Linked DNA regions of Homo sapiens: all the other regions are linked to region 3. A link is an interaction called in ENCODE POLR2A ChIA-PET data of the cell type or tissue named here. Cell type or tissue: PC-3. All regions are shown on one strand.

Region 1 (8,000 bases), 130 kb after region 3:
CTTCTCTTGCAAGTGATCCTTCATACTGTCATCCGAGTTATCTTTTCATAATTCAAACAGTATCTGTTCTTTGCCTAAGCTCTCAAATGGCTGGCTTTCCTGATAAAATGTAAATTGTATAGCCTGACACAGAATACCACTGTTTTCCTGTTCCTGAACACAATCAGGCTCTCTCATATTTTCAGCACCATTATAATAGCTCTAATCCTGACAAATTCCAAAAGATTTAACTCAGGTATCTTCTCATCTGTAAAGAGAGTCTTTATTCATGTTTCCAAAGAACTTTGGATCACTTCCTGCACTAGTACACATCATACTGTGTTGTAAGTGCTTGTTCATACACTTATATATTCCATGACTATTTATTGATTTTCTACTATATGCTAGGCATAGTGCTAAGTGTTGAGGTCCAGCAGTGAACATGGTCCCTGCCCACGTGGAACTTACATTTTAACTTGGGGAAAGAAACCCCCCAAAGAGGGAAATACATAAATCAAGTAACAGTACCTTTGAGTAAGTGCTGTGAGAGAAATAGATGGGACTCGTATAAAGAATAAACTTCTGTCTCCAAAGGCCTCCCTGTGGCCATGATAACTTCAACAGACCTAGGGGAAGAGAAGGCGCCTGCCCTATAAGAGTAGGGCAAAGAATATCATCTTCCCAGGGCTTCTGTTCATGCTATTTCTCTTGCCTAGAAAGGGCTTGGTATCTCTGAGAAACTGAAAGATATCCACTTTGGCTGGGGTATAATGAAGAACAAAGATGGGAAGGGATGAGGAATGATTCAAGAGGGGGCTGGAACCAGCCCTGGTGATGTAGATGTAGTTGATGTAGAGCCTCGTGGGAAAGAGGTTGGGATTTAGTAGTATTTTCCTGGGAAGCCACTGTAACATTTTAGGGGTGGGAGATAAATCTTTAGATAGTTTATGAAAATCTTTTTTTTTTTTTGTCTGCTAAAGAGAATGGACTGGTGGCAGAGCAAGAATAGAAGTAGAAAGCTAATTTGGACACTTGTAGTAATCTAGGCAAGAGATGACTGTGGTCAGGAGAAAGGTAGCAGCATTAGGTATTAAGAGAGAGGGTAGATGTAAGCTTTATTTTGGATGCAGGAGTTGCTGATGGATTAGGTAAGTGTGGGTAAGGGCAGTGAGGAAAGAAAGAGAAGAAAAACAAGGATGGCTCCTCAGAGTCCGGTTTTAATAACTTGGTGACCAATATGACAGCAAGACAGAGAAGGCCTGGGGTAGGTGGGGGACAAGTATTTTCTGGGGGGTGGGATCTGTAGCCATTCTGTTTTAGGCATGTGGAATTTGAGATCTATTTGTCTAGGACCTACAAGACCTCCATAGACCTCTCCTCCAAGCTCCACTAGGTGAGGCTATCAGGTAGGCAGATTTGTGAGGCTGGGGCTTGGAGGAGAGGTCTGGAGTTGGAGCAAAGGTGAGTGCCATTGAGCACAAGATGGTCTTCACTGCATGGCTGTTGATAACATCACCTGGAGAAAGATGTGTAGAGGAGGCATACTTGGAATGAGCTCAACACTTAGAGGTCAGGTAAACTAGGAAGAGCCACAAATGGAGTTGGGTAAGGACTGGCTGTCAAGGTAGGAGGAAAACCAGTGAAAAACCAGGGCCTGGGAAGGAGTGCTGACTCTGCAGAATGATGCTGGGGCTGAATAAGCTGCAGGCAGAGAGGTGTCCAGTGTTGGTGACGTGGATAACATAGGCACCTTGATGAGAGCAGGTCTAGGGGTCTGGTTGGGAGGGCAGACTGCTGTGGTTGAGGGATGAACTCAGAAGTGAGAAAATGGATGTGGCATATGTGGACAACTTCATAGAGAAGATCAGCTATTAAGGGGAACTGACAAATTGGATGTAGCTAGCGCACTCTGAGGGATTACGGGGGATTTCTGTTTGTGTTTAAAATGGGAGATAAAAGCATATGCTTAAACCATATGGCTGTAATGAGGGGAGTGATCAGTAGAAAGAGAGATTTGTTGCTGGAGACTGCCCTAATAAATAAATCAGCAATATCCTTGAGAAAGTGAGAGGCAAAGTACAAAACATACCTGTCTTTCCTTCTAGGCTGGGAGCTGCTTAAACAAAGACCATGTTTTTATTAATCTTAAATCCCTAGTTCTTGGCACATAGTAGGTACTGACTGAGGTTTTGGATGAGCACATACACTTCACACTTAATCCATTTCCAGTACCTTGTTGGGTGATGTACCATGGGGCATAGAGAAGTCAGAAGACAGTGGCCCTGCCTTCAAACCATGAACTCATTAGCTGAGGTAACCTGAAGCAGATGAGACAGGAGATGATTGGGTGTAAGTGGGAGATGAATGAGCACAGGCTGGCTTTGCAGAGGAGATTTACTGCAAACGGATGGAGAAAATTCAGAGGAGAGAGTAGTGAAAGGAAAGGCAATTCACATGAAGAGACCAATTGGAGAGAAGGTGCAGATTATAATTTAGAAAATGCCTTGGCAGAGAGTTAAATTACCTAAATGTATTTGACTTGCATTCCTCTTTTCTACCCAACACACACAGTTAGCTTGTCTCGATAAGCCTAATATTTTGTGGTTTCTATGTTGTGCCTTTACTCTTGAAGTTCCTTAGATTGCATTATATGATTTTGGGAGGGGAAACGTACAATTTTATTGGTATTGGTTGTGTGACTAGAGAGGGTGGAGAAGTTGGTAACCGTATCTTTTCTCCTACATTCCCAGTATGCCTTAAGTCAAAGCTATCAGTCAGGGGAATATTTGTTTATATAAATAATGCACAATAGAACATGCAAAATAAAATATGTTTCCAGTAATGTCATATATTCCACTCATGATAAATTGGAGAATATGAAACTATATTTAGAATCCTTAGACCTTGTATGACTCATTTGTCCCATCAAATTTATTTTCTGAGCCTGTCTTGGGGGTCCTCATCTCCTTCCTTGCTTAGGGTACCTCTGGTGGTGACTGATGAACAGAAAAGGGTCTCATGAGGAGGTATTAGGAACCAGGTGAATCAGGAGGAGTTAGATCCTGGAAAATTCTCAGTTTGGGTAATCAGTTCTTGAATACTCTACGTATGACTCTATATAAATGAACCTATACCTCCAAAGATCTGAATTTCTGATTTTACCCATATACAATTCTGAAAATAACATCCATCATTCAAATCAAATATATGAAAATATACAGCCTGGGCAACATAGTGAGACCTCATTTCTACTAAGAAATTTTAAAAATTAGCTGGGTGTGGTGGTATATGCTTGTATTCCCAACTAATGGGAGGATCACTTGAGCCCAGGAGTTTGAACTTGCAGTGAGCTATGCTCACACCACTACACTCCAGCCTGGGTGACAGAGTAAGACCACATCTCAAAACAAACAAACAAACAAACATATATATATATATATATGTGTGTGTGTGTGTGTGTGTGTGTGTGTGTGTGTCTATGTGTGTGTGTGTGTATGTATATGTAATCAGCTCTTAAGAGAATGCAGGTTGGAAAAAAATGAAGGATTTAAATTAAAATTTGTAGTATTTACATGTCATATTTTCTTCCCATCTCCTGTCTCCAAATATATGTTAGGATATTTCTCTCTCCCTCTCTCCTTCCCTTCTAAAATGACATTTTCTCCTCATTAAATATGGAAAGTTTAATTCAAAATATAGAGAACATCTGTAAAGAAGAAAATTTAAGTTAAATTTAAAAATCACCCCAACTCAAATCACTGTTATCGTGTGTTTTGTTAACATTCCAATCTTTGCTATAGACTGTCCTTGGAGGCCTCACCTCTCAGACAGTGACAACCCTATGGGGTGAACTAGGGAAGGGTTTAGAGCTTCAGTGTTGTCATCTGTTTTCTCAGGGTTGTCTGTGATGGCAGTTCTCTTCAGGAAGTCATTCTGTGTTACGGCCTTCAGCTTTTCTACTATCAAGAACCTTGGCTGGTCTCCAAAACAAAGCTAGATTTTTTTTTTTTAGTATTAAATGATATTGTTAATACAGGTATGAGGTATGAAAATGTGAGGTTATTATGGAGAAAGCTGATGAAATAGGAGTTTATATATAAACAAGAGAAAGGTGGTTGCTGTGTTTTGGTAGTCTCTTCACTTTGCAAAGCAGTAGGTAGCCTTTTGTTGTGGTGTGGCTTGCAGCATTAAAGCATGTGCTATTCTGGAGACAGCTGCCATGTTGCATAGGCTGAGCATTGGAATTGAATTTTAAAGAAATCAATTAGTGTGAGTACATTAAAATAATCTATAATTTTTTTGTGTCAATAGTTTATCATGAGATTTGCATGGACAAAGAGTTGGTGTGTTTGTCATCTAGTTTGCTGTTTCTTGCTGCCACATAGAACTATTTTCTGAGTCTTGTGCAATTTAAATGCATATAATGCAAATGCTGAATCAACGCTAGTGCTGCCTGCATGTGAGAGACATGTCTTGCTTATGTTTTGTTTTAGGATTTTGGTTTACCTTTTATGGTACTTATTGGACAACAAATCCTCTGTCTTTCTGTCTATTTAACAGTGTGTGTGTGTATGTGTGTGTGTGTGTGTATGTGTGTGTGAGCTGGTGCCCGGTAACAAATACACTGATGGGGCTCCTTGCTCTCATTTCACTACAGGCGGAAAACAACTTCTGTAGAGTGGATTCTCCTCTCACTTATTATTTCTGTGCACAGTGTTAGCATAGATAAGAAACAGTTCCTACCTTCTGGAAATTTAGTTTTTACAACTTTATCTCTTATGGAAATGAATGAACTTGTTTCATGAGACTACTTTAGCTCCTGAAATCTCAGTTGAAAAAGAAAAATGAGAACTGTAAAGAAGCGGAGCTACTTGAAAAGGCCCCGCTGGACACGTCTGCAGGTTGGTTCGCACAGATGTCTCCCCTAGCTGCTGCCTCCTTTACTCTCTGATTGATTTCCCCTTAACCCTGAGTGTGAATGTCCACTTTTGTTTTTCGAGTAAAACTGAGGCTCTGGTTTCCAAATCTACCATCAAGATTAATTTATTTCTTTCTGTAGTTGTAGACTGTCAGCTTCCTGTTTTTAATCCCACCAGCTTCCGGTCAAAGATTTTTGCCATATTTTCTTCCTGTGTTTGAGTAGCTGAACCCCCTATGTATCATCAAAAGAGCATGGCCTGCAGTTTTATGGAAACAAAGCAAGAATTTTAAAAGAGAAATGTGATCCTAGATGAGGTCAGACAGAAGTCCAGCTTTCTGTGTCCAAGGTTTACCTAATTGAGTTGAATAATGGCTGTGCCTACTTCTGACAGCCTTGCTGTTTCTTTGCATAATATCTGCTTCATTGTCTTGATGTAGACAGAATATAATGCCATTAAAATGCCAGATGATGGTTTTGAACCAAGATGAACCATTCCAAATTGCCAGATTCTGTAATATCATTTTAATTATAATGTCTTCTCAAACATGGTTACCCCGAAGTATTAAAATAATGGTTCTTAATTACAGGTTCCTTTGGGTAAAATAGACAAAAATCATGCTGCACTTGTAGATCTTGTGCATTTACACGGAATTTGAAGAAATTAATGACATCTGACATGTATTAGGTAAACAGGCATACCTTGGAGGTACTATGGGTTTGGTTCCAGACCATTGCAATAAAGTGAGTCAAGAACTTTTTGGTTTCTCAGTGCATATAAAAGTTACGTTTACTAAAGTATGCAATAGCATTATGTCTAGAAGAATATATATACCTTAAAAATACTTTGTTGCTAAAAAATGCTAACAGTCACCTGAGCCTTCAGTGAATTGTAATGTTTTTGCTGGAGAAGGTTTTGCTTGTGTGGAAGCTGATGGCTGCTGTGACTATCAGGGTGGTGGTTGCTAAGAGTTGGGGTGGCTATGGCAATTTCTTTTTTTTTTTTGAGATGGAGTTTTGCTCTTGTTGCTCAGGCTAGAGTGCAATGGCACGATCTCGGCTCACTGCAACCTCTGCCTCCTGGGTTCAAGCCATTCTCTGGCCTCAGCCTCCGGAGTAGCTGGGATTACAGGCATGCACCACCACGCCCGAATAATTTTGTGTTTTTAGTAGAGATGGGGTTTCTCCATGTTGGTCAGGCTGCTCTCGAACTCCCGACCTCAGGTGATCCGCCTGCCTCAGCCTTCCAAAGTGCTGGGATTACAGGCATGAGCCACTGCGCCTGGACTTACAATTTCTTAAAATAAGACAACAGTGAGGTTTACCACATCAATTGACCCTTTCTTTCATGAGTGATTTCTCTGTGGCATGCAATGCTGTTTGATAGCATTTTACTCACAGTAGAACTTGTTTTAAAATTGGAGTCAATTGTCTTCAGCCCTCCCACTGCTTTATCAGGTAAGTTTACGAAATATTCTAAATCATTTGTTATGACTCAAGGGACATTAAAAAAAAAAGAAAAACAATCTTTTATTGTCATTTCAACCAGGTTCACAGTGTCTTTTTTTTTTAAATTATATTTTAAGTTCTAGGGTACATGTGCACAACATGCAGGTTTGATACAAAGGTATACATGTGCCATGCTGGTTTGCTACACCCATCAACTCATCATTTACATTAGGTATTTCTCCTAATACTATCCCTCCCCCAGCCCCCACCGCCCGACAGGCCCCGGTTTGTGATGTTCCCTGCCCTGTGTCCAAGTGATCTCATTGTTCAATTCCCACCTTTGAGTGAGAAGATGCGGTGTTTGGTTTTCTGTCCTTGTGATAGTTTGCTGAGAATGATGGTTTCCAGCCTCATCCATGTCCCTGCAAAGGACATGAATTCATCCTTTTTTATGGCAGCATAGTATTCCATGGAGTATATGCACTACATTTTCTTAATCCAGTCTATCATTGATGGACATCTGGTATGGTTCCAAGTCTTTGCTATTGTGAATAGTGCTGCAATAAACATACATGTGCATGTGTCTTTATAGTAGCAGGATTTATAATCCTTTGGGTATATACCCAGTAATGGGATTGCTGGGTCAAATGGTAATTCTAGTTCTAGATCCTTGAGGAATCGCCACACTGTCTTCCACAATGGTTGAACTACTTTACACTCCCACCAACAGTGTAAAAGTGTTCCTATTTCTCCACATCCTCTCCAGCATCTGTTGTTCCCTGACTTTTTAATGATTGCCATTCTAACTGGCGTGAGATGGTATCTCATTGTGGTTTTGCCTTGCATTTCTCTGATGACCAGCATGTTCACAGTATCTTTATCAGAAGTAGATTCCATCTCAAGAAACTTCTTTCTTTGCTCATCCATAAGAAGCAACTTCTCATTTGTTAAAAGTTTTTTCGTGGATTACAACAATTCATTCACATTTTCAGGCTCCACTTTTAATTCTAATTCTATTGCTGTTTTCACCATATCTGCAGTTACTTCCTCCACTAAACTCTTATACCCTTCAAGGTCATCCATGAGGTTTGGAATCAACTTTTTTGGAACTCCTGTTGATGTTGATATTTTGACCTCTTCCCGTGAGTCATGAATGTTCTCAATGGCATCTATGATGGTGATTTTTTTCTGAAGGTTTTCAATTTACTTTGCCCAGATGCATCAGAGGAATCACTATCTATGGCTGCTTATATTGCCTTACAAAATATATTTCTTTTTTTTTTTTTTTTGAGTTGTTGTCTTGCTCAGTTACCCAGGCTGGAGTGCAGTGGCGTGATCTCGGCTCACTGCAAGCTCCGCCTCCCAGGTTCATGCCATTCTCCTGTCTCAGCCTTCCGAGTAACTGGGACTACAGGTGCCCGCCACCAGGTCCGGCTAATTTTTTTTTTGTATTTTTAGTAGAGATGGGGTTTCACCATGTTAGCCGGGATGGTCTCGATCTCCTGACCTCGTGATCCACACGCCTCGGCTGGGATTACAGACACAAAATATATTTCTTAATAAGACTTGAAAGTCAAACCTATTCCTGGATCCATGGGCTGCAGAATGGATATTGAATTAGTAGGCATGAAAACAACATGGATTTTTTTGTACT
Region 2 (8,000 bases), 160 kb after region 3:
ACTGCTAAGTGAGGAGGGTTGACAGTTTCATAATCATAGCACTTAGTACATTATTTGAAGTTAAACATAACTAAAACAGTGGTTTTAATTTTTGCCAAAATGTAGCACTAGCAATTGTAACCTTTAAACTTAATAATTAGTGTAATCAGTTTTGCATTCACAATTGCATGGAATGAGAAATAAGATGTGGTGAATACTATAATTTTCATGAAAAGCAGGTTCAATCCAGGATTTTTTTTTTTTTTAAATTATGGAGGGGCCAGAAAGTACTGTTAATAGCACACAACAGAGTGCCTTTAAAGGGGCAATTGTATATTTTCTTTTTGCTTTTGGCCAATCAGAATGAACCGTTTTCTGGCTGTGGCTTTACAAATTCTCTAATGAGGTGTTAATGGGTATTAAGAAATATATGCTATATAGACTAATATTGTAAGGGAGGTTTCTCTATTTAGATTTCACTCTGTTCTAAGCTTTAAATGTTCCGTTCGAATGGTTTTACATTTTGTTATTTAATCTTATTGTTTTGTTTACACGCAGAGATTTTGCACAAAAACTGGCCAGTGCTCTAGCACATAATCCCAACTCAGGACTCCACACAATTAACCTTGCTGGCAACCCACTGGAGGATAGAGGTACTGCAGAGTTCTCATTATCATTGATGCCAGAATTGTAAGAGGATTAGAGAATTTTAATTTAGCCATGCCTGAAGAGCTGTATCAAGCTAAGTTGTAATTATAAGTGCTGTTAATGGTCCTGTTGGCTTCCAGTTCTTTCCACCCTTTCATATAAATGCTTATGTTACAATTGTATGATCTGCTTCACCTTTTTTGAAGTGAAACAAAAGGAAAGGAAGATATTATTTTTAATATGTTTTATTAGTTACATAGTCCTGCATAACAAATTACCACATACTTGGCAGCTTAAAATGATACAAATTTATTATCTCATACTGTCCTTGGCTCAGGAGTCTGGGTACGGGTTAGCTGGGTTCTGTGCTCTGGGTCTGTCTCTCAAGACAAGGCAAGTTGTCAGCAAGGGTTGTGCTCTCATCTGTAACCTGGAGTCCTCCTTAAGTTCACTGGTTATTGGTGGAATTAATTTCCTTGGAGCTATAAGCTCGATGTCCCCAGTTTCTTACTAGCTGTCAGTGGGCACCACTCCCACCTCCTAGAGGCTGTGCTCCTAGAATGGTTCTTGCCATGTGACCCCCCTATCTCACAACACAGAAGTTTGCTTTGTGTGTGAGGCCAGCTGGAGTACATCTCTCTGATGCTTTAGTTTCTTTTAAACAGTTCACCTGACTGCATCAGGCCCACCCGTGACAATTTCCCTGTTTTTCATGAACTCAAAGTCAAGTGATTAGTAACCTAATCATGGTAGGGATGTCTCATTACTGTTGACCCTTGAACGACACAAGAGTTAGGGGCACTGACCCCAAGCAACCAAAAATTCACATGTAACTTTTGACTCCCTCAAAACTTAACTACTAATAGCAGGGTTGACTGGAAGCCTTGCCAATAAAAAGTTGACTAACATGTATTTTGTATGTTATATGTATTATATATTGTATTCTTTAAGCTAAATAAAATTTTATTAAGAAAATCATAAGAATAAGAAAATATATTTCCTGTTCATTAAGTGGAAGTAGATCATCATAAAGGTCTTTATCTTGGTCATCTTCACATTGACTAGGCTGAGGAGAAGGAGGAAGAAAAGAAGGCCTTAATCTTGCTGTGTCAGCAGTGGCAGAGGTGGAGAAAAATCCACACGGAAGTGGACCAGTGCAGTTCAAACCCATGTTGTTCAAGAGTCAACAGTATATTTACTGCTCCCCACCCCCATATTCAAGGAAATTGCACAGGGCGTATACACCCGGGGGTGAGAATCTTGGGGACTATCTTAGAATTCTATTTACCACTATTATCTTTTAATATTTAACAAGATTTGAGTGTGAGAATAGGGAAAGGATGAAGGACTGTAGTTCACGAAGAGTCAGAACATTTTATTAAAAGTGTTTGCATGGGTAGAGAGAGGAGTCAGTAGGTTTAGAAAGGGAAACTTGAGAATTTGAATTCTTAGTAGAACACTGATGGACAAGGTTTAAGAAGGAATTGGTTTATCTCTAGTGGGACTATTTTGTTTTCATTTTCTGTTGCAAATGTTTTCCAGGTTTGTTGAATAAGGCCTTTCACCTTTCAATGTTATATTTGATGAGTATTAATTTTTTTTTTTTTTTGAGAAGGAGTCTTGCTTTGTCCCCCAGGCTGGAGTGCAGTGGCGCGATCTTGGCTCACCGCAAGCTCTGCCTCCCAGGTTCATGCCATTCTCCTGCCTCAGCCTCCCGAGTAGCTGGGACTACAGGTGCCCACCACCATGCCCAGCTAATTTTTTGTATTTTTTTTTTTTTAGTAGAGATGGGGTTTCACCGTGTTAGCCAGGTTGGTCTCGAACTCCTGACCTCGTGATCCACCCACCTCGGCCTCCCAAAGTGCTGGGATTACAGGCGTGAGCCACCGCACCCAGCTGAGTATTAATTATTAAACTGAGCTGAATATATGATATAGATGTTCAGTTTTTCTTTTTGTCCTTAATATGGTTATTGTTCTGTGCTGACAAAGATACCTAGGTTGTATTCAAGCAAAAATCTCCAGCGTAACTTGTCATCATCTAAAGTAGTGAATCTACAGGAAGGTTGAGACTGAATTAGAAAACTAGATCACGCAAAAAGTACCCTCATAGAATAAGCCAAAGCTGAAATTAATGGACGCATAGTAATGGAATAGGAGTTTCTCTAGGGTATACTCAATTCTTAGGAAAAACAAATGTTTCTCTATTAGATACTACAGAGAGGTGAATGTGACAAAGTAGAAATCATGGTGATCACTGTTTATAGGAGGGCTATTTTTGGTTTTGTTTTTAAAATGGGAAGGATTCAGTCATATTTATCGACAGACAAGAAAAAATCTCTAGAGGGAGGTAGTTGTTTGAGGAAGGTTCTTAAGCAAATGAAATCTAGAGTTAAGATGGACCAGGAAGGGGACACTTCTCAGTGTTTAGAGAAATGCAAATCAAAGCCACAGTGAGGTACCATTTCAAAAGCAGTAGTGTGGCAATAATCAAAATAAGTCTTAGAAAGGATGTGAAGAAATGGAAACTCCTACATTGCTGGTGGGAGTGTAAAATGGTACAGCCACATGCAAAACATGTTAGATAGTTTCTTAAAAAGTTAAACTTGGCTGGGCGTGGTGGCTCACGCCTGTAATCCCAGCACTTTGGGAGGCCGAGGTGGGTGGATCACGAAGTCAGGAGATCGAGACCATCCTGGCTAACACTGTGAAACCCTGTCTCTACTAAAATACAAAGTATTAGCTGGGCGTGGTGGCAGGCACCTGTAGTCCCAGCTACTCGGGAGGCTGAGGCAGGAGAATGGTGACTGGGGAGGCAGAGCTTGCAGTGAGCCAAGATCGAGCCACTGCATTCTAGCCTGGGTGAGAGAGTGAGACTCCGTCTCAAAAAAAAAAAAAAAAGTTAAACTCAAATCTGCCATATAACCCAGAAATTCCACTCCTAGTTTTATCACCAAAGAGAAAGGAGACTTAGGTCCACACAGAGACTTGTGAATGAATGTTTGTAGCAGTATTAGTTATAATAGTCAAAAAGTAGAAACAATCCAAATGTTCATCACTGGAGAGTGGTTACATAAAATGCGGTATATATAATATGTGCACTGGAATACTACTCAAAAGAGAATGGAATTCTGACACATGCCACATCATGGATGAACCTCAAAAACACTGTTGAGTGAAAGAAGCTAGACTTAAAACACCACACATTGTTTGGGGAGATGGAAGAGGAAGAATGAATTTGAGGCCCTTTGTTTTCTCTCCCGTTGTCCGCTTCATGTTCTCTGAGGTGCAGCCACATTAGACAACTTGTCACCACAGGTGCAGTTTCTTCTGTCTTGCCCTCACTTTGGAGCTCCTGTGCAAACTTCCATAATAGCACTTACTTCATTCTGCCCACATGAGAACTAGAGGTGGACATTTCTTCCCTCATGCTTCAGCACCTTGCTTCCTCTCATCCCCACCTTCTGGGTTTTCTGTCTCCCCTTCCTTCTTTCCTAAGATGCAAAGTGTCTAGTGTAAGACTTCGTCCACAATCAACAAATATTTTCTTTAAATCGAATTTGATTGATTTGATTTTATTCAATCTTAATGCTCTTGTATAGTTTTTTTATTTGCACTTGAAAATTACGGTGAAGTTTGAGAGATTTGTTTTGGATAGAGTCAGACCATGTGTTCAAAGATGATGTTTGCCTACTTTTTCCCTCTGCTTTCCTACTCCTGAGACCTGACTTTGTGTCCTTTTATCTAGCTGCGTCCCATTCACCAGTGCTGTCATCATGAATCATTCCAAGGATAGCCTTGAATGCTCCTGCCAAGTCTGTTGTGTGGTTTCTGCTCACATACCCTCAAATTTTGACATCCTGGAAATATTTTCGCAGACCAAGACTTTTCTCATTTCTGCCTCTTCTAAATTCATTCATTGCTGTATTTGCCAGTGCTCACAGGCAACTGCCAACATTCATATCTCCCACCTTTCTTTACTCTTGGGGATGAGCCTCCTGAACACAAATTCTTTATTCTTTTCATTCAGGCTAAATACCTGAAGATGATTGGTAGCTTTTCTGCTCATGGATGGAAATTCCACAAGAAATCTAATTGAGTGTAAAATATTTATTGAAATTTCAATCTAGAGAAAACTTTTAGTAATTTTTGTTCCCAAGCTTTTCAGTGATGGTATTTTGTGTTTAAAACTAATAAAAAGGGTGAATGAGAGGTCTATAATTAAGTTATACAGGATATAAAAAACACTAAGCCAGGACTATTATTTGTAAGGAAGCTCAAAGAAATACAAGGGCCTGGGCGCGGTGGCTCACGACTGTAATCCCAGCACTTTGGGAGGCTGAGGCTAGCGGATCATGAGGTCAGGAGATTGAGACCATCCTGGTCAATGTGGTGAAACCCCATCTCTACTAAAAATACAAACATTAGCTGGGTGTGGTGGTGTGTGCCTGTAATCCCAGCTACTCGAGAGGCTGAGGCAGGAGAATCGCTTGAATCAGGGAGTCAGAGGTTGCAGTGAGCCGAGATTGTGTCACTGCACTCCAGCCTGGCGACTGAGAGAAATTCCGTCTCAAAAAAAAAAAAAAACAAAAAACAAACAACAACAAAAAAAAAACAAGGGAGATAAGGTCTTAACAGTTAAGTGGCCAGGAATTCTGAGGAATTTAAACAGCAAATGGAATGTGGTTTTGTACCTAAACCTTCCACTCAGGGACTTATTTGGAAACTCTCAAAGAGTTGTATGATATGAATGTTGATGCAGCAAATCTCTGTTATTTTCACATCTATGTACAGAGGACCAGGCCTGCAGTCTTCTGATTGCTGAGGGGGTTGTGGTAAAGGAGGTTCGAGTATGACTTAGTAAGCAGAGGTATAATGTGTATGAGTAATCCTTCAAATGCTAGATACCCTCCTGCTCTCTTTCTGCAAGAGCAACACAAGATGGTGAACAGACCACACACATACACAAGCTATTCTTATCCTTGTTGCCAGGCCATGCCTGTTCACCAGCTTGCTCTTGGTCTTCATCTAACACAGTGTTTTTTTGGACTGTGGGTGAAGACCCATTAGCTGGCTGTGAAATCAATTTAATAGTTCATGACAAGCAATTTTTTTTTTTTAAAGCAGTGGAATAGAACAGAAAATGTCAGAGTACATTGTTCAGGGGAAACTTTAGTTTTAGTTTTCTAATACTAATATATGTGTGTACATTTATGCTTTACTTCTCTAAGCATTGCAAATTCTGTGTTCTGTTTTTCCTAGTTATCTGTCCCAATTACCTTAGTTTTTATGATTTCAGCCTTTTCAGAAATGTCTGTCCTCACTTCTTCTCATCACTTTTTTTTTTTTTTTTTTTTTGAGACAAGGTCTCACTCTGTTGCCCAGGCTGGAGTATGGTGGTGTAATAATGGCTCACTGCAACCTCCATTTCCTGGGCTCAAGCCATCCTCCCCACTCAGTCTCCCAAGTAGCTGGGATTGCAGGTGTGCACTACCACACCTGGCTAATTTTTAAATTTTTTTTTGTAGTGATGTGGTCTCACTCTGTTGCCCAGGCTTCTCCACTCACTCTATTCAAAATTCGATTATTTCATTTAGACACCATTTAGAATCCTAGCTCTAGTGTTTTTTGTTGACCTGAAGTACGCTCATATTTTTTCCCAGCTATTTGGTGGTGGCTCTGATTTGATCTTCTAAATAAGACAAGAGACTTATAGATTCTAGGATTGCTGCTTACTTTTCTTGGTGTTTTAGGTCTTTCATGTCTCAGTGTATATCAGTGAGTCCCAGAGTCGAAACACATGGGTTTAATTCCTGGCTTCACAGCTTTCTAGCTAAGTGTTCTTGGACAAGTTACCTACCTTCTCTGTACCTCAGCTTCCTTATATTAAAAATACAATGATAGTACCTACCAAATAAGAATGTTCTAAGGATTAAATGAAATAATTGATATTTTTATGGTTAAACAGGTAAAGCAATATTTTAAAAATGGCATAGATTGGCTGGGCACGGTGGCTCACGCCTATAATCCTAGCACTTTGGGAGGCCGAGGCGGGCAGATCACAAGGTCAGGAGATCAAGACCATCCTGGCTAACACAGTGAAACCCCGTCTTTACTAAAAATACAAAAAATTAGCCGAGCGTGGTGGCACGTGCCTGTAGTCTCAGCTACTCGGGAGGCTGAGGCAGGAGATTCCCTTGAACCTGGGAGGAGGAGGTTGCAGTGAGCCGAGATCGCGCCTCTGCACTCCAGCCTGGGTGACAGAGTGGGACTCCATCTTGGGGAAAAAAAAAAAGGGCATAGATTTAGATTTAGGGCGTTTAAAAGTTGGAAGTATTGACTCAATTTTTTCCAGTATGCCTATATTCTTATACTCTTGGTTCTAAGTCTTTTCCTCTCAGCCTTATTTTTGAAATGGAAATACTTCATTGTATTTTGCTTTTTCACTTACTTTCCTTAGTGTTTCTGAACTCTCCAGGAAAGTTATAGAATTGGTAGAAATGTAAAAATTTTTACTCACCTGTGCTCTGACATCCACAATGTTCCAATGTGTATGCTTTCTAACAGAGAAGAGGCCTTTTGTTTCTCCCAGAAACCACTACCAAGATCAAGAGACAGAATGTTCCCACCGTTCTCCAGACTTACCTTGTGGTTTGCCCCAGTGATTACCAGCCCTGTCCTCTACCACTTGGAAAAGATAACTACTATTCTGACTTCTCTCATGATGGATGAGCTTTGCCTGTTCTTTGCCTATGTACTCCTTTGTGTGTGGCTTCTTTTGCTTCTCTTTGTGGAGAGATTTTTTAATAATAGATTTGTTTCCTTGAATAGATAGAGAACTATTGAGATTATTTACTTCTTCTTAAATTAGTTTTGGTCTGTCATGTTTTTCATAAGGGATTTGTTCCTTTCTATTAAAATGATAGTTTTTTGACTTACAGATGTGTTTATACCCTCGAGTTATAATTCAACGCCTGTAAGATCTTTACATTCTCTTTTCATTTGATTTTGATAATTTGATCTCTGTTTCTCATTTATTTATTTTACCAGTCTTGTTGGAGTTTATTAATTTTGTTAGTATTTTTAAAGAACCAACTTTGTTAAATTTACTTATTTTTATGGCTGCTATCTATTTAACTGGATTCTTCCCTTTTTCTTATTTTTTTTCCTTCCTTCTGTTTACAGAGGTGGGTGAGGATTAATTTGCTGTTTTTTGAGCTGGATAATTAGATAATTATTTTCCAGTTTTTTATCTTTCTTAAAATATGTATTTAGGTCTATTGATTTCTCTCTAGGCATGGCTCTAGTTAGATCCCAAAGATTTTAATACCATAGTTTTTAGATTTAACTCAAAATATTTTTAAAATTCCCACT
Region 3 (8,000 bases):
TGTGCCGTGTTAGTCTTTATTTTGTTTAGATACTGCTTTTTTGGGGGACCACTCTGCAGGCATCTAAATCTGAAGTGTAAGCCTCTTTTTTGATAAATGAGGGATAGCTAAAAGATGGGTTATTTTGGTTATTGGTTTTGCTTTTAATAGATAACCAGAATTTTTACCTCTTGGGAGAGAATGTTATCTACTTATTTATAGCAAGCAAGTGTTGTTACGGCAGGTGGCTGTGGATGTTGGCATTCAAATGGCACTGATAAGACTTTAAACAAGGTAGCCATCCAGTTATGCTTAGGCTAAAAAATGGCTGTGTGCAGATTAGGCTACATATTTCACATGGATATAAAGTTCTACTTTTATTAACAAACATAACAGTGCATTGCTTTTGTGTTTTTAGTTTCTCTTAGCCCTTATTTCTTGTCTCTTTTGGTGGCTTGCTGTTGTCTATAGCTGAGCTGAAACTTTCTGTGCAGGAATTAAGCTTAAAATATCAGTTTGTAGTCAGCTGTGGAGTATGATAAAACTTTGAGCAACACAGTTTCCAACAACACCCCTTTGTCACTGTGCCTGAGAAAGCTCTTATTAATAGAATTTCATGTGAGGTTCCGTGAGAAGGACTATTGTACAACCATTTTTTTTTTTTTTTTTTTTTTGAGATGGAGTCTCCCTTTGTCACCCAGACTGGAGTGCAGTGGCACGATCTCGGCTTACTGCAACCTCTGACTCCCAGATTCAAGTGATTCTCCTGCCTCAGCCTCCCGAGTAGCAGGGACTACAGGCGCGTGCCACCACACCTGGTTAATTTTTTGTATTTTTCATAGAGATGGGGTTTCACCTTGTTGGCCAGGCTGGTCTCGAACTCCTGACCTTGTGATCCACCTGCCTTGGCCTCCCAAAGTGCTGGGATTACAGGCGTGAGCCACTGTTCCGGCCATTTTTTTTTTTAACAGTGAAACAGGGAAACATAATATTTTTCTTACTTTAAAAAATCCTTCAGTTTATAATCATCAGGAGTATTGGATATCTTTTAAGTGAAGGTGGAAGTTCACTTAATAAAAAAGGAAGCTCATTTTTCCTTCTTTGAATGGTTAACATGGGAGTACCCCAAGGTGGAAGCTTTACATGACTGAGAAAGCCCATCCACTCATTGTCATAGAATCAACTATTAATTCAACAAATACTTATGGAGCCTTTGCCATGCCTATGAGCCTTGTGCTAGAAGCCAGGGATAAGTAAAATAAATTCTGCACCTGCCTCCTGCAACTTAGTCCAATTTCCAGGTCTCCCTTAGATTTTTCTCTGTTTTAATTTTTATTTTGAAAATGGAGACAGGGTCTCACTATGTTGCCCAGGCTGGTCATGAACTCCTGGGCTCAAGTGATCCTCCCGCCTAGGCCTCTTAAAGTGCTGAGATTACAGGCATGAGCCATCACACCTAGCCTCTCTCTTAAAACAACTTTATTAAAGATGTAATTCAGGCTGGGTGTGGTGGCTCACATCTGTAATCCCAGCACTTGAAAATTACTTGAAGTTGGGAGGTGGAGGTTGCAATGAGCTCAGATCATGCCACTGCACTCCAGCTTGGGTAACAGAGCAAGAGTCCCTCTCAAAAAAAAAAAAAAAAAAAAAAGTAATTCACATACCATACATTTCACCTGTTTAAAGTGTACAATTCAGTGGCTATTAGTATATTCACAGAGTTGTGCATCTATTACCAGAATCAATTTTGAGCCTTTTTTTTTTTTTAACCCCAAAAAGAAACCTCTTCCCTTTAACACTTATCCCCAGTCCACCTATCCTTCTCAGCCCTTGGCAACAGCTAGTCTACTTTCTGTCTCTATGGACCGGCCTAGTCTAGATATTTTATATAAATGGAATTATATAATATGTGGCCTTCATGTCTGGCTTATGTCATTTAGCATAATATTTTCAAAGTTCTTCCATGTTGTAGCATGGGTTAGAACTTCATTCTTCTTTTATTATGGTTGAATGATATTCCACTGTATGAATATACCACATCTTTTTTTTTTTTTTTTTTTTGGAGACAGAATCTTGCTCTGTTGCCCAGGCTAGAATGCAATGGCACGATCTCGGCTCACTGCAAGCTCCGTCTCCTGGGTTCAAGGGATTCTCCTGTCTCAGCTTCTCGAGTAGTTGGGATTACAGGTGCACGCCACCGCACCCGGCTAATTTTTGTATTTTTAGTAGAGGTGGGGCTTCACCTCCTTGGCCAGGCTGGTCTTAAACTCCTGACCTCATGATCCACCCGCCTCTGCCTCCCAAAGTGCTGGGATTACAGGAGTGAGCCACCCCGCCGGGCCACATCTTTTTTTAATCTATTCCTTCACTAATAGATTGTGGGTTGTTTCCACCTTCTCACTATGTGAGTAATGCTCTTATGAGCGTGCATACAAGTTTTTGTGTGGGCATATGTGCTCAAGTCTCTGATCCCCTAGATGTCTTGCCTATCCTACAGATCCAGGCCTACCACAAAAAAGTGTAGAAGGATCATATACCATGAGAACATAAAGGAGGGACATGTAGACTTAATTAGGGAGTCAGGGAAGGCTGCCCCTGAGGCCACCATATCCAAGCTGCGGCTTGAGAGATAGGTTGAATAGAAAAGTTTTTCAAACTGCAGCTGATCACCCATTAGTAGGTTGTGAATTCAGTTTAGTGAATCATGGCCAGCATTTTTTAGGAGGTGAACTAAAATAGAATAGTAGATGTTAGAGGACATTCCATGTGGTAAGGGTAAGTATTGTTGCATGAAATTTATTTTCAGTAGCTATATGAGCGCATCTAGCAAATTGTGACGTAAGAAGTATTCTATATTCCGGGTTGCAATCAGAAAAATATGAAAGCCACTGCTCTAGGGATTTTTTAAAAGGAGATTATTTATTAATCTGGAGCTTTAAATATGGTTCCACTAGAAGATTGGAGAGATACAGGAGAGAGAAGAACCTAGAAAGCTGAAGATCCTTTGAAAGCTTAAAGTTCTGTGATTTCTACACTTTTAAAATGATTCATTTATTCAACAAATATTAAAATATTTACCATAGGCCTAGATTGCACTAAATTCTGGGAGCATATGTAAGATTTGTGTGATTTTGTTTTTTTTGTGATCTGGCAGAGAAGATGTACAAGCAATTAAAATGACTTCTATAAAACATGGTGGGTTGAGGCCGGGTGCGGTGGCCAAGGTGGGTGGATCACCTGAGGTCAGGAGGTTGAGACCAGCCTGGCCAACATGGTGAAATTCCATCTCTACTAAAAATACAAAAAACTGGCCGGGTGTGGTGGTGGGCGCCTGTAATACCAGCCACTCGGGAGGCTGAGGCCAGAGAATTGCTTGAACCCAGGAGGCGGAGGTTGCAGTGAGCCAAGATCGTGCCACTGCACTCCAGCCTGGGTGGCAGAGCAAGACTCTTGTCTCAAAACAAAACAAAACACAAAAAAAACCATGACGGGTTGAACGCATAAGTACCTTTAGTTTTTCCAAAATGTCTCTAAAATGAAATAAAATAAATAATGAAATAAAAAAGACACAGGCACCTCAAAGGTAGGAGAATAGGAGAGGAGATCACAGCAGTTAATTGCCATCAAGATGTCTTTGGAAGGAGTCACTGACTAAGCTGACTGGCTTAGTCACTGACTGGCTAAGCAGAGGAAGCTGGACTCTAAGGATCTCAAAGAGGATATCAGTAAGTGAGCCAGTTAGCTCCATAAAACTCCAGAAAAGTTCAGGATTTGGAAGCTCTAGGTCTTGCATAAGGCTGTAGGATATATAGAGCGGGGGAAAAAAAGAGCATTAGATGGAGATCTGTAAAAGCTGTTAAGCCCCAGTTCCCACCCCCACCCATCAGATCCAGGTGCTTGCCCCTCCTCTCACCCTGAAGGTTCTATTGTGAAAAGCTGTAAATCATTAGCCATCCATCCCCCCAACCTGCAAAGGTACACACCTAATAGATATGATACACACCCATCAGAAACAATGGCACACTTAGTTTAGAAGGGAAAAGTGGGCATACCCTTGTGGGTGTGTCATGATCTTAGAGGGCCAGGGGATAAGTAGTTTGAAAGTGATCTCCAAGGTGATTTTGAAGACACAATTCTCCCATCCCACTCTCGATTACTAGCCACTGATTTTGTCTCAGGAGGCATTAGCCGCCTGTCAAACTGCTGGGACATTATTTTTCTCTTAGTCAATAAAAGTAGTTTGACATCCATCACATATAGCATTTGCTAGGTCTTGTGGGAGGCAACGATTACAACAAAAGGGTAAAATATTGTCCTGTGCTCATGGAACTTCAAATCTAGTTATTGGTGATTATATACATTCTAAATTAAACACTTTCAAAATAAGACATCTTGTCAAGGTGAAGGATTAAAAACCTTTTTGTCCTATCCTGTCTATATTTCCTCTCACCCCCTCCCATCTGGGTGTGCTCAGATAAACTTTAGAGCACCCAAGGTTTATAGAACTCCTGACAGCGACCTCACCAAAGGCTGGACTTCCTATTTGTCATAAACTTGTTGAAATTTTGTTTGACTGCTTTAGTACAGGAGTATATTCCCCAAGACAAGAGACCTGAGAGCTTTTCCCTGGTTAAGATACCAAGGATGATTTCCAAATTTTAGACATCCTTCCCCTTGTTCCACCAATTTTTTTTTTCTTCTGGGAAAATAGCCAGGATGATTGCAAAACATAAGCTTGTAAAAAGGCAAAACTCCATGGATGTAAGAAAGTAAATTTCTTGAGGGCCACACCCATGATAACGCTGGAATTTTCATTTAATTCCTAACTCATTTTTTGTTGTTTTTGTTTTTTTAAACTCAAATGTGTCTCTTTAATTGAGGTCACTTACTTGGTTGGGAGATTAATATTCTGGTGGGGAAACTTTCTTTTTAGAGTTTATATTGTTTTATTCCTTCAGTCACTCAGTATTACTAATGGGGTAGCTTTTGGAATTTTCCATCCCCCCCACTTTCAGATTACTTTTGTCTTTTTTTTTTTCCCTGAGAAATTAGTGAAAACAGTTTGAAGTCTTGCCACGTTGTAAGGAGATTTGCATTATTTAAGGAAACAGCTGGCAGATCTCTATAATGCCCCACCTCTGTTCTGCCAGTGCCTAAAATTTCCTTTGCATGACTCAGTTAAAAAAAAAAAAAAAAAAAAAAAAAACCAGAGGAGGGGAACGAGTGGAGAGAAGAAACCCTTGTTTCCCTTTCTGAGTTGTAAAAAGCTTTTATCAAGGTTTACATTTAGTCATGCTTCTGTCCTCTAGTGGATGGCAGCATGTGATGAACTCAGAGAAACTCTTCTCCCAAATTGGCCAGTAAGAACTCTGCAAAAACTGTGGATGAGCTGAGCTTACCTCCCATAATTTTATTTTGAAAATAAAAAATTTTCCCCACATAGTAAACACAGTTATCTTCACGAGTGTGGGAATGATTAAGAAAAAAAAACCAAGCTTAGATTTTGCAAGATGGGTGACCTGAAGTTTTGCCTAGAGGGAGAGAAGGGTCTCTTCCTCCTTTCACTCTGTTCTTGACAGCGCCTGCAGCCTGCCCTGGAAGAACGGGTTTCTTCTTCAGATAGAAAGGAATTGCTGGCTCTTCTGCCAGCCTTGCCCATAGGCCTGGCTGTTTCCCTGATGCACCTTCCCTGCTCAAGTTGCTATCCTTATCATTTTATATTTTTGTGCCAGTATAGATTTGGTCCTATAAGGCTGCAGATACATAGTGGGCAGAAAGATGGGGGGATGAGAGCACTGAGCCTACAACCTATTTGGAGGGACTCTGGGCAGCATGAGGATGAGGGGCAGGGCCAGGGCCACCGCTAACTAGTTAGCAGTCAGGCAAATAGTCAAGGACAGAGACCTTGTATACATTAATAGTGCCAGCATTTTAAAGATCTTTACCCAGGGAAGGCTGTATATATACAGTTATTTGGGAGAAACCAGAAATGGTGTATTTAAAAAAATTGGATGCCTTAAACTTCCAAATAAATGCGTTTTAGAGCTCACTTATCTGGAGGTTGGCCTATAACATTCCCTCTCTGATGTCTTGCCTTTCAACTGTTTTTTTTCACTTCTCAGAGTGGGCATGAGAAACCACAGGATGTAGAAACATGGAGTCAGTTTTGCTAAAGCAGGCCCTCATGAGACTTGGAAGGGAAGAGGTGATGAGTCCAATGAGAGTTTAAAATTAGATGTTCAGTTATTGATTCTATGTTTTCTTTGTAGTCAGTCTTTTTCTAATTAAAGTGGGTAAGACATTTGAATATAGGGAGATAAATGTGCTATGTTAAAGGATATAAAAAAATCCTGGAGGAAGTCTGAACTCTAAACTCTTTGGCAAGTCTTTCTGCCTGAATTTTGAAGCAAACTTAAAGATTATATATGTGGCTGGGCCTAGTGGCTTATGCTGTGGCTCCTGACCTTGTGATCCACCCACCCGCCTCGGCCTCCATCCCAGCACTTTGGGAGGCCGAGGCGGGTGGATCACGAGGTCAGGAGCCCAAGACCATCCTGGCCAACATGGTGAAACCCTGTCTCTACTAAAAATACAAAAATTAGCTGGGTGTGGTGGCACGTGCCTGTAGTCCCAGCTACTTGGGAGGCTGAGGCAGGAGAATTGCTTGAACCCGGGAGGCAGAGGTTGCAGTGAGCTGAGATCACACCACTGCACTCCAGCCTGGGCGACAGAGCAAGATTCTGTCTCAAAAAAAAAAAAAATTATATATATACACACCCCCACACACAATACATACATACACATATATACGTATACATACACATACATATATATGTATGTATACATTCACACATGCACTTATATATTCACAATGATAGTTAAGCTAGTTTTTGCCCTCCTTATCAGTATGTCACATATCCATGTTGTTTCCTGGTATATCCAGCTGTTTCCTTAATGAGACTGCCTCCATCTTTCAGATATTTACCAACAGTTGAGTATATACTTGGCTTTATTGCAGGACCTGGCTATGATACAGATGGATGTACTCTGTATAGATGCCCAAAATAACTTTTATTTTTATGATGGTTAGATTTTGCCTGCATATTTAAGGTTTTGCTGTATATACTAATTTGCTTCAGAGTCAGAAAAATAGCAGCAAACTCTGAGAGGGGACTGAAAAAGTATCACTGACTTAGGGGTTATTATAGTAGGAATGGAACTACAGAGATAGCCTTTGTCACTGCTTTGTGAGAAAGCAGTGGAGAAAAATACAATAGCTCCTATTTATTAAAAGCTTCCTATATGTCAGTACTATATGTATTATCTGTTTTAATCCTCACAGTAACTGTGTGAAGCGGGTCCTAATTATCTTCCTTTTACAGATGAAGAAAGTGAAGGCAGTCTTTAGGTGTCCTCCCAAAGTTGCAGAACATGAGAGGCAGAGTGTGGATGAGGCTCTATGTCTTAGATTATAAGGACAGTGCTCATTTCCATTGCATTAAGGAAAATATCCTAGTCTATCCTGTTTAATCCTAGGAACCCTGTGGTGTGGAGAGGTTTTCTCTTACATACCAATTCTAAGCCTCTGCTTTGATCCTTTGTCTTGGTAGGCATCTTCTCTCCTCATTTACTGCTCACTGTGTGAGGATGATAGGCACTCCTCAGTTATAAACATCGCCCTTGCAAACATAGCAGCTTGGTCGCTCTCTCTGCGGTCTACCCTAAGGGCTCCCTAAATGCCCACACATGGCGGCAGGTGCCAGACTGGGGCCCGAGCAGGGCACTGGCTCTCCACAGCCTCCTCCATACCGCTGCCTGCTTTTTTTCTCTCATCTCTTCCCCCACCCGCCATTGTTTTTTTGTGTTTCCTTCCAGGCAGATTAGTTAATTCCACCTCAGGTAATCTCTTATTCTTTCTATGACAAAATGCATTCTTAGTTTCACACTGTTGTCATATAAATGAAGGAACCCTTTCACACAAATTGGGAATTGGCAGGATTTGATTCATCAATATTCTAGGC

The links. Peaks named below come from ENCODE experiments on the same cell type or tissue, not always from the same donor. Only the 100,000 strongest peaks of a DNase experiment are listed, where the experiment ranks them.
Region 1: POLR2A ChIA-PET joins it to region 3 with 10 read pairs; 7 of 35 experiments call an interaction of 5 or more read pairs at or near these places.
Region 2: POLR2A ChIA-PET joins it to region 3 with 15 read pairs; 3 of 35 experiments call an interaction of 5 or more read pairs at or near these places.

The regions. Positions count from the first base shown.
Region 1 is chr6:25,437,918-25,445,917 of GRCh38, forward strand. All of the region lies in intron 5 of CARMIL1 (capping protein regulator and myosin 1 linker 1), which reads left to right. It also overlaps a transcript of LOC124901281 not described here. Among named protein-coding and RNA genes, the nearest start is that of CARMIL1, 160 kb to the left of the region's middle. In PC-3, no CTCF peak of the experiment used is centred here; no DNase peak of the experiment used is centred here.
Region 2 is chr6:25,471,890-25,479,889 of GRCh38, forward strand. CARMIL1 (capping protein regulator and myosin 1 linker 1) reads left to right here. Exons shown (of 37, transcript NM_017640.6): 11 at 538-632. Among named protein-coding and RNA genes, the nearest start is that of SCGN, 180 kb to the right of the region's middle. In PC-3, a CTCF peak has its summit at 609; DNase peaks (open chromatin) are centred at 4,402 and 5,482; H3K27ac peaks cover 1,500 bases.
Region 3 is chr6:25,307,747-25,315,746 of GRCh38, forward strand. The region is part of intron 2 of CARMIL1 (capping protein regulator and myosin 1 linker 1); the gene reads left to right. Among named protein-coding and RNA genes, the nearest start is that of CARMIL1, 32 kb to the left of the region's middle. RefSeq lists enhancers at 3,357-3,857, 7,913-8,000. In PC-3, no CTCF peak of the experiment used is centred here; DNase peaks (open chromatin) are centred at 3,655, 4,685 and 5,155; H3K4me3 peaks cover 1,033 bases; H3K27ac peaks cover 2,844 bases.